2 separate regions of the Homo sapiens genome follow, and region 2 is linked to region 1. The links are chromatin loops, found by intact Hi-C in ENCODE. Cell type or tissue: OCI-LY7. All regions are shown on one strand. Region 1 overlaps LAMA3 (laminin subunit alpha 3). Region 2 overlaps TTC39C-AS1 (TTC39C antisense RNA 1).

The links. Hi-C counts contacts between places; a loop is a spot of excess contacts. Peaks named below come from ENCODE experiments on the same cell type or tissue, not always from the same donor. Only the 100,000 strongest peaks of a DNase experiment are listed, where the experiment ranks them.
Region 2: it touches region 1 in a loop (8-fold over the local background); 5 of 110 quality-filtered maps call a loop at or near these places.

What each region holds. Positions count from the first base shown.
Region 1 is chr18:23,862,601-23,867,600 of GRCh38, forward strand. It overlaps LAMA3 (laminin subunit alpha 3), which reads left to right. Exons shown (of 75, transcript NM_198129.4): 36 at 2,185-2,283. Among named protein-coding and RNA genes, the nearest start is that of LINC02958, 120 kb to the right of the region's middle. In OCI-LY7, no CTCF peak of the experiment used is centred here; DNase peaks (open chromatin) are centred at 221, 521, 2,291, 4,641 and 3 weaker places; H3K4me3 peaks cover 1,222 bases; H3K27ac peaks cover 5,000 bases.
Region 2 is chr18:24,006,853-24,011,852 of GRCh38, forward strand. The region is part of intron 2 of TTC39C-AS1 (TTC39C antisense RNA 1); the gene reads right to left. It also overlaps a transcript of TTC39C not described here. Among named protein-coding and RNA genes, the nearest start is that of TTC39C, 5.4 kb to the right of the region's middle. RefSeq lists an enhancer at 3,148-3,277. In OCI-LY7, CTCF peaks have their summits at 2,957 and 3,157; DNase peaks (open chromatin) are centred at 3,009, 3,389, 4,449 and 4,904; H3K4me3 peaks cover 2,384 bases; H3K27ac peaks cover 3,037 bases.

The sequences.
Region 1 (5,000 bases):
TCTCTTCTATGATCCCACTTCTCTTTCACTTAATACTCCTCTTTACCGCTATATGACGGGCCCATGTGTTGATTATCTATTGCTATGTAACAAATTACTCCAACACTTCGCAGCTTAAAGCAGTAATGATTATCTTGGATGAGGAATTCAGGAGGGGATGGCCCAGAGTCTTCCTAGGTTACTGTCAAGATGTCAACCAGGGCTGTAGTCCCCTGGGACTGCAGCATCTGCTTCCAAGCTCACCCACATGGCTGTTAGCAGGCCTCTGCTTCTGGCTAGCTGTGGGCTGGAAGCCTCCATTTCTCATCACGTGAGACCCTCCATAGGCTACCTGAGGGTCCTCATGACATGACAGCTGGCTTCCCCCAAAGCAACTTATGGGGGGTGGGTAACAGGGTGGGGGAGAGAGAGAGAGAGAGAAAGAGAGAGAGAGAGAGAGAGCTAGCTCAAGACAGAAGCTGCAGTGTTTTTGTAACCTAATTTCAGAACTGCCATGCCCTCACTTCTCCTTTATTCTATTCATTAGCAGCAAGTCACTAAGCCCAGCCCACACTCAAAGGGAGGGGAATTTGGTGGCTCACGCCTGTAATCCCAGCACTTTGGGAGGCCGAGACAAGCGGATCATCTGAGGTCAGGAGTTTGAGACCAGTCTGGCTAACATGATGAAACACCTGTTTTTACTAAAAATACAAAAATTAGCTGGGCATGGCGGCAGGCGCCTGTAGTCCCAGCTACTCAGGAGGCTGAGCCAGGAGAATCATTTGAACCTGGGAGGCGGAGGTTGCAATGAACTGAGCTCGAGCCATTGGACTCCAGCCTGGGCGACAGAGCGAGACTCCATCTCAACAAAACAAAACAAAAAGGAGGAGGGGGAATTAAGCCCCACCTCTTGAAGGCAGGAGTGCAAAGAATTTGTGGCCATGTTTTTAAAACCACTTTAAGCCCATCAAAAAAGCAATACTTAAATCACAATAATAATTCAAGACATTGCCTTGGAATACTTCCAGGCTTGAAGATCAAAGCTCTGTAAGGCTTTGTCAGGTTACAGACTCTAGGGAAAAGCTTCTGTTGAATGGGATCCTAGAAGAGCGTGGCTTCTTTCCCCTGCCTGCTCTAAGTTGTTGGCATTTTCCTATAGGTTATTTTGTTCTGTCTAATCAGAGGTGACCTTGCCTGTGATTTTCATCCTTCTGTCACTTCTTCCTTCTTGATTGTGTTTTACTTAAAGGATGGGAGGTGTCAGGACCCAAGGTGTGAAGTAGCTGTCAGAAAACTGACCATTCACTCCATGTCCTCACCACCATCATGCTGCTTGTGGGACATTGAGAGGTCTGTGCACCTGCTGGAGTTGTCAGCCATGGCTACTGTACACAGCAGAACTCACAATAATTTGGGAAATGTTCACCATCTGCTTTCAGGAGAATTGTTTTTGGAGAAAATTTATTTTTAGAGGTTATTTTGTGACTGATAGATATTATCCAGTTCTCTCAGTTAAAAAAGAAACCAATGGCCTAGATTTCCTAGAATAGTTGTGGATTAAATAAACATTTTGGTTTAGTAATCATCTAGAAAAAAAAAGGAACACGACTATTATTTTTCTTACTTTCTTTCTTTTCTTTCTTTCATTTTTTTTTTTTTTTAAAAGAGACAGGGTCTTGCCCTGTTGCCCAAGCTGCACTGCAGTGGTACAATAATAGCTCACTGCAGCCTCAAACTCCTGGGCTCAAGCGATCTTTCCACCTCAGCTTCCTGAGTAACTGGGACTACAGGTGTGCACCACCACACCTGACTAATTTTTAAATATTTTTGTAGAGACAGGGTCTCGCTGTATTGCCCTGGCTGGTCCCTAATTCCTGACCTCAAGTGATCCTTCTGCCTCGGCTTCCCAAAGTGTGGGATTATAGGCATGAGCTACTACACCCAGCCATATTTTTCCTTTTAATAAAGGTATCTTCTTGCTTGTAAAACTCAATCATGTTCATGCTAAACATTTCAAATGACATTAAAAATAGCATAAAGTAGAAAAAATACCATCCTCAACCCCACCTCCTAGATACAACCCTTGTTACCAGGTCGAGTGTGTTTCTTTCCACACCTTGTGTGCCTAAGTGCTTTTCATGCGGGTTGATGTTGACATCATCTCTTTTAATGCTTGTGCTATTGATGCTATTAATTCCATTTTAGGTTTCTTCATATGGTGGTTACCTCACTTACCAAGCCAAGTCCTTTGGCTTGCCTGGCGACATGGTTCTTCTGGAAAAGAAGCCGGATGTACAGCTCACTGTAGGTATCAGAGCATGACCTAAGTGGCAGGAAGTGGCAGTTGCAGTTGGTGCTGATCTAAATTTAGGACATCTTGATATGTGGCCTACAAAAAGTTTAGATTAAATCATTTCCAATATTTTGCAGAAACTAAATGAAAGTTGAAAGCATGTAACATCTTTTCAGGATCCTGCCTCCTCTGACCAAATGTTGTCTGTCTTCTCTGCCTCCAAAGTACTTAACCGTATTTTGCTTTTGCCTCTCACAAGTTACTGCCTCATGTTAAACTTTTTTTGAACTTTTTTTATCTTTGTAGAGACAGGGTCTCACTGTGTTGCCCAGGTTGGAGTTGAACTCCTGGCCTCAAGCAATCCTCCTGCCTTGGCCTCCCCAAGCACTGGAGTTATAGGCACACACCACCATGGCCAGCTGAGGAGTTTTTAATTTTAATTTTTGTAGAGATAGGATCTCACTATGTTGCCCAGGCTGGCCTCAAACTCCTAGGCTCAAGCAATTCTCCCTGCTCAGCCTCCCAAAGCTCTGGGATTACAGGCGTGAGCCACATGTCCAGCCACATATTAAGCATTTTTTATGTTTCTATCTTTCAATTTTGTTTCATAAATGTCTTTGAATCCTTACCACGGGGCAAGATCATATTGTTGGACTCTGTAAAGGACAGGTGACCCCTTTTCTCAAAAGGAGGGGAGATTAGAGAAATATGCCAGGAACTCCAACCCACTGAATGGTAACTATTGGAGGAGAGCCAAACAGGGCCCTCTCAGTGCTGGGGTCTGGGTAGGGGGAATGGGAGTCATGTGGTCTGAGAGGCCCTTAGAAGACTTTGTGGTTCATTTTGAGCTAAGTCTTTAAGAATGGGCATAAGAAGAGAAGTGCCCTTCCAGGGGCAGGGACAAAGGCTAACAGGACTCGGGGGTGGTACAGGGCAGGAGGCTGTGCTCATGGATGACCAGTCCAATGGGGCTGTATCATCAGTGTGTGCAGAGTCATTGAAAACAAGTCTGGAAGGGTTTGATGCTATAACAGGATTTTTAGTCTGCCTCCCTGGTTCAAGCAATTCTCTTGCCTCAGCCTCCTGAGTAGCTGGGATAATAGGCATGGGCCACCATGCCCGGCTAATTTTTGTATTTTCTTTAGAGATGGGGTTTCACCATGTTGGCCAGGGTGGTCTCAAACTCCTGACCTCAAGTAGTCCACCCACCACTGAGGGGACGTTTGTTTTTTGAGAAAGGAAGTAACAACATCCACACACTATGTGCCTGGCACACAATCCAGTGCGGCAGTCTAGAAAATTCCTTGAGGGCAAGGGTAGTATCACATCCTACTTTGAATTCCCCACGACACAGGGCATAATACCCTAAACATAGGGTAGGGTGCCACTGCCTGAAGTCGGCTCTATTTCTGGTTTATTGGGTGTGATTAATGCGATGTAATGATAGCTTTGGGAAAGGTTTTCTCATGTCATGTACTGTATACAGGGACCAGCAAGTCACACACACCTCATCACAGCATATTCTTGGTAGATATTTGTGTTCAGGCACTGCTGTGTTGCTTTGTTTTTACTGGTATGCAAATCTACTAAACTGTTTTAAAAACTCCAAGGAACCTTTGCAGAATATCTTGAAGATAAAGCAGCAAAGATTTTAGAGTTATAGTCTAAGGAAAAATAGCTACACAGTAAAAACACAGTCACAGCAGTGCTGTATTTCAGTTTCATGTTTTTGCAGAGCATCTTGTAGTTCAGGCCAGGCGTATTTTTTTACTGCCAAAGAGTTTATTGTGCAAACCATTAGAATTCACTGAGAGGTAATGACCAAATTTTCTGTTTAATTTTACCTTCAAACATGGAAAATAATTTAGGCTCACAAAACATTTTCCCTGCTGCTTTGTTCTAATCCACTGTAATTAAGAGCCTCTAGGGCATGTTTCTTAGATTAAGGTTTTAAATGATATGTGATCCTAGGTAATGGCCTTCTTTCTGAAATACCAGCCCTAATGAAATACCAAACACCTTTAGGGTTTTGTGCTACAGCAGAAAAGCTGGGACATGTGTGTGTTTTTGCAGCAGGGTTGCTGATGGTAGGGTGCTGATGCAGTAGTGCTGGCCACCCCACCTTGCCCTGTTAAGATGCACATGTGAGCCACCATAATGGGGTGGGCTGGAGGCTGAGAGCGAGTGAGGCTGGGTCCCACAGGGGGAGGCAGCAGGGGAATTTTTCGCTCCACATGCCAGCTGCAGCTCCCTGCATGTGCCAACCCTCTGCCCTCCCCACCCTCCTCAGTAACCCACCCACCAAAGCACTTTCTTCCCACCGCAGGCTGGTTCGGTGGCCAGTAATGAAAACAGCACTTCCTGCATTGACTGCAAGGCATAGTTTAAAAAATTTTTTTTTCTGCCAGGTGCAGTGGCCCACACCTGTAATCCCAGCACTGCGGGAGGCCAAGACAGGTGGATCACTTGAGGTCAGGAGTTTGATACCAGCCTGGCCAACATGGTGAAACTACTAAAAATACAAAAATAAGAAGGGTGTGGTGGTGAGCACCTGTAATCCTAGCTACTAGGGAGGCTAAGGCAGGAGAATCGCTTGAACCCGGATGCCAGAGGTTGCAGTGAGCCAAGGTTGTGCCATTTCACTCCAGCCTGGGCAAGAGAGTGAGATTCCATCCCTGCCAAAAAAAAAAAAAAAAGAAAAAAAAAAGAAATTCCATCTTTTTAAGCT
Region 2 (5,000 bases), 140 kb after region 1:
CTGGCTACGTGTCTCATCAGGATGAGCTTCTCTAGGGCAGGGGCCTTGTCATATTTGCCTAAATATTGCCAGCACTTACCCCTGTTGCTGACACAGTCGGAGCACCCAGTGAGTATACTACGAAAAACCAGAGTATCAGGCTCATGAGCTCTAGGCTGTGCATAAAGGAGATACCTGTTATGAATTACTTGCAGATAGAAAACTTTTTCTTCAACAGGTTCCTTAAGTTACTTTAGGGGAATTCCGTGGCACAGAGTTCTGGGTTGAGACACACGGATTGCTAAGTAACCCCAGAGCAAAACATAAGTGACTTACCAACAAGGAATTATTTTATATTAGCAATGCATATGTCCTTGTAAACAAGAGCTGACTGCAAAACATGTTGGACACACAGAACATAGAGGTGCATTTTAAAACTCTTCATACCAAATATTATCTATTTCTTTGTCCAAAATAATACTTAGGGATTATTAAAGCAGAAATAATTCAGGTCCAAATGAAGAACTCTAAAATGTAGATATTTTTACTATCTTTATTTATTTATTTTTGGAGATGGAATCTCACTCTGTTGCCCAGGCTGGAGTGCAGTGGCATGATCTCGGCTCGCTGCAACTTCTGCCTCCTGGGTTCAAGCGATTCTCCTGCCTCAGCCTCCTGATAAACTGGGATTACAGATGGGTGCCACCAGGCCTGGCTAGTTTTTGTATTTTTAGTAGAGACAGGGTTTCACCATGTTTGCCAGGCTGGTCTGGAACTTCTGACCTCAGGTGATCCACCCACCTCGGCCTCCCAAAGTGCTGGGATTACAGGCATGAGCCACCTCACCCAGACTATTTTATATTTTTATACATTCTGAAGAAAATCTGTACTTCTTCCTCATGCTGCATTAACAATAGTGAACATGTATTGTTTATATTCGAAACAGTTTAAATTAATCATCTCTATATGATGCAACTAGTTATTTAATTGCACAGACTTTATTTTAGCTGGGAATTTCAAGATACTGTTGACAAGTAAATATGTGAACAGAAGGACACACTGACTTTAATATCTGAAAATAAATTGTATAGGTTCTAATAATATCTTGGTATTACAGATTAACAAAGCATGTTCACGTGCCCACTATCTCATTTACTTGCCTTGAAGGTACTGATTATCTTCATATTATAAATGGGGAAATTGAGGCTGAAAGAGATGAAGTAAAATTGCCCCAAATCACAAAGTCAGTGCATTGCAGGACCAGAGTCATAACCCACGATTTAGACTCCTGGCCTAATCTCCTTTCCCCTCTGAGTCCAACTCATCCCCTCTGTAGCTCACCCTCACCATTCAACTTACAAACAGGTCATGAACACCTACTGCATGCTCTCGAATGTCCGAGGGAATCTGACTACACTTTAAGATTTGGAAACAAATCCACTCTGAGAAGCAAATGCCAATACTGCTGCTGCTTCCACCCAAAATAGATTCATATACTTTGTTAGATGAACCAAAAGGTATCTCCTTCTTCCTCCTGCAGTCAGGGGAGAAGCCTACTGATTGGAGAGAAGAGCTCGGACATGCCATTTGCCTTCTGTTTATGCAGGAAAAGATTAATACTACCTTAGCATAAGCCCAGGATTTTTAGTAGGAAACAAGGTAAAGTTACGTGAATAGAAGGAAAGTACCTTTCTTGTTTAGATAACAATGGGGAATCCAGATAGAAATTAGTCATAGTGCCACTGTTGGTTGGAGTGTAAATTAGTCCAACCATTGTGGAACGCAGTGTGGCCATTCCTCAAAGAGCTAAAAACAGAATTCCTATTCGACCCAGCATTCCCATTATTGGGTATATAACCAGGGAAATACAAATCGTTCTGTCATAAAGACGCATGTACACATGTCTTCGTAAAGACACATAATTCAACTGCAGCACTATTCACAGTAACAAAGACATGCAATCAAACTAAATGCCCATCAACTGTAGATGACATAAAGAAAATGTGGCACATATATACCGTGGAATACCACACAACCATAAAAAAGAATAAGATCATGTCCTTTGCAGGGACATGGATGGAGCTGGAGGACATCATCCTTAGCAAACTCACACAGGAGCAGAAAACCAAACACCACATGTTCTCACTTATAAGTGAGAGCTAAATGATGAGAACATATGGACACAAAGAGGGGAACCACAGACGCCAGGGTCTGCTTGAGGGTAGAGGCTGGGAAAAAGGAGAGGATCATAAAAAATAACTATTGGTCACTGGGCTTAGAACCTGGGTGATGAAATAATCTGTACAACAAACCCCTGTGACATGAGTTTACCTCTATAACAAACCTGGACATGTACCTCCAAACCTAAAATACCAGTTTAAAAAATTCTAGTGGAAAGATTTTTTTTGCTGTTAAACAATCCAGAGAAAACCCACCAGGGCACTGAATAGAACCTGCTACCATTTAACACTTCCCTTATCCATGGGACTGGAACTCATCTACTTTCCTCTCCAGGGACTCAGTAGACACATGTCTTGAAACCAGAGACGGCCTCTCCCTCTGCAGAACAAGTCAGTAGACAGACAAGAGAAGTAATGGACATTCACCCAAGGCTGCAAAATGTGCAAGTCATGAGGAGGGACCAAAGGAGAGGAAAACTTGATTATCTCTAAGGAAGAGGGAGGGATGGTAGATCCAGGGAACAGGGACTATCAATGAAAAGGAAGGAGATGGGTTAAAGGGAAGGGAGGCATAATGGGGAGAGAGAATGAAACTATCTGAAGACCAACAGAAGACCTGCAGTCACACTCAAAGACACACCCCAGTCAAGGGCTAGTGCAGGAGAGATCACTGCTTAAGCTTCCCAGGGGAGGAAAGCGGTGGAGGAGAGACAATGCCTTCTTCCCCAGTTTTGTCCCTGACTCTCTACAGCAGCAGAACAATGATCTCTAGTAAACACCTGCCTAAACCATTACTGCACTCCAGTGGCTATGTGGTTTATGAAAAGGCAGGTGAGGAGGCGTCCAACCCAAAGGGGGATGGTTTCCTGGCCCATGGTAACTGCTGTGGTTTCCCAGGGCAGCCATGAGTGTCCTCTCAGAGACACACATCCAACTGCAAAAACAGCCAGGTGAACCTCACTGGTCCACAACTATGTTCCCTTCCTTAGAGGCAAGTTAGTGATCCACCTATGAGCAGAAAAGGAAGGAACTTGCTGTATGGTTTGTTAAAAGAAAGACTTTAGATAAATTAACAGAGTTTAATTGAACAAAGAACAATTGGAGAATTGGGCAACTCCACCATCAGAATAGATTCAGAGCAACTGGCGCTGTCATGCGTCAGAGAGGATTTATGGACAGAAGAAAGTAAGTGACATAAAGAAAACAGAAGTGAGATACAGAAACAGTCAGGTTGTTTACAGCTCGGGGTCTGCCTTATTTGGCTACGGTTTGAACAGTTGGCTGCTGTGATTGGCTGAAACTCCGCTACTTGTTACAAGAGTTTGTTACAGTCTGTTTATGCATCCAGTTAGGCTACAGTTCACTATGTACGGAGAAATCTTTAGGCTAAAATACGTAAGAAGGCAGCTTTAGGCTAAACAATTTAATAGGTTTTACATAGCAACCCTTGACCTGATTTGCCTTCTAGTTAAAGGTAGTTAATTAAATCTTACTTCACCTTCAGTAGAAGAGCTGAATGGGTAAAGCTAGCACAACATAAAAATAGTGATATTAATTTCCCTACTCTCCTCCTTCTTAGAATTCCAAACATTTTGGGAACCTGTATTTATTTTGATGGATAATATGGATTTACAAAAAGATGCACAAAGGCATGACTGTTAGCATCACTGAAAAATGTAATACAACCAAAGTACACACAGTAAGGTTTTCTTGTGGTACTTTATTCTTCGAATGCATTTAAAGTATAATTCCAGGCCAGGCATGGGTGGCTCATGCCTGTAATCCCAGCACTCTAAGAGGCCGAGGTGGGCGGATCACCTGAGCTCAGGAGTTTGAGACCAGCTTGGACAACACAGCGAAACCCTATCTCTACAAAACATACGAAAATTAGCTGGGTGTGGTGACATGTGCCTGTAGTTCCAGCTACTCAGGAGGCTGAGGTAGGGGGATCACTTGAGCCTGGGAGGTGAAGGCTGCATTGAGCCATGATCTCGCCCCTGCATTCCAGCCTGGGTAAAGAGTGAGACCCTGTCTCAAGAAAAAAACCGAATGTAATTCCAAAAATTCAAAACATGTTCAGGAAGACAAGGGTAGGGTATGTTTGTTGATTGTCGCTCTCACATCCATTCCCTACCTCTCTTTTCCTAACAGATCTGGGATTTCCCAGCCAGGTAGTTTGGGTGAAATAGGTTCTACCCATCCAGGTCCTGGAGCAGACCCTGACTGGCATAATCCAATTAGCATGATCTGCCCCTCCTACTCACATTAATTGGTGCAAAGATGGGCACCTGACTACAATCTTGCCAATTAAAGCCAGTGAGATTTAATTAGGGGATTTCAGTTAAGCTGTTAGAGAAGCAATGCCTTCCCGCTGGATGTAGCCAGCAAGCATGTAGCTCTGGGAGCTTCCAAAAACCTTTTGGGACCAGGAGAGGCGGCCCTGTCTGAGAATAGAGCCAATAAACACCAAAGTGGCAAAGCTAAGAGGTCAAGAGGAGAAACTGGGTCCTGGTTAGTGTTGAAGCCAGGGATACAGCCTCATTTTGTAAAACTTCTCTACACCAATCAATATGTTTGCTTTGCTGAGCCAGTTTGGGTCAGGTTTTTCTGTCATTTGCAACCACAACACCTTATTTTTTAAAATCTACCTTCTTTTACTGATCATTTGAAATTAAAGTTTCATTTTCACAGTGAAATCAAATGAAGAACCACAAAATACTGGCAACACCCACTGCAGAAAGGAAGTGGGTTATTTCCACCACTCGCTGGCTTTTCTTTTTCTCTTTTTTTCTCCCTTTTTTCCACTCTCTCTGTCTCTCAACTTCCAAAGGAAACACTCGG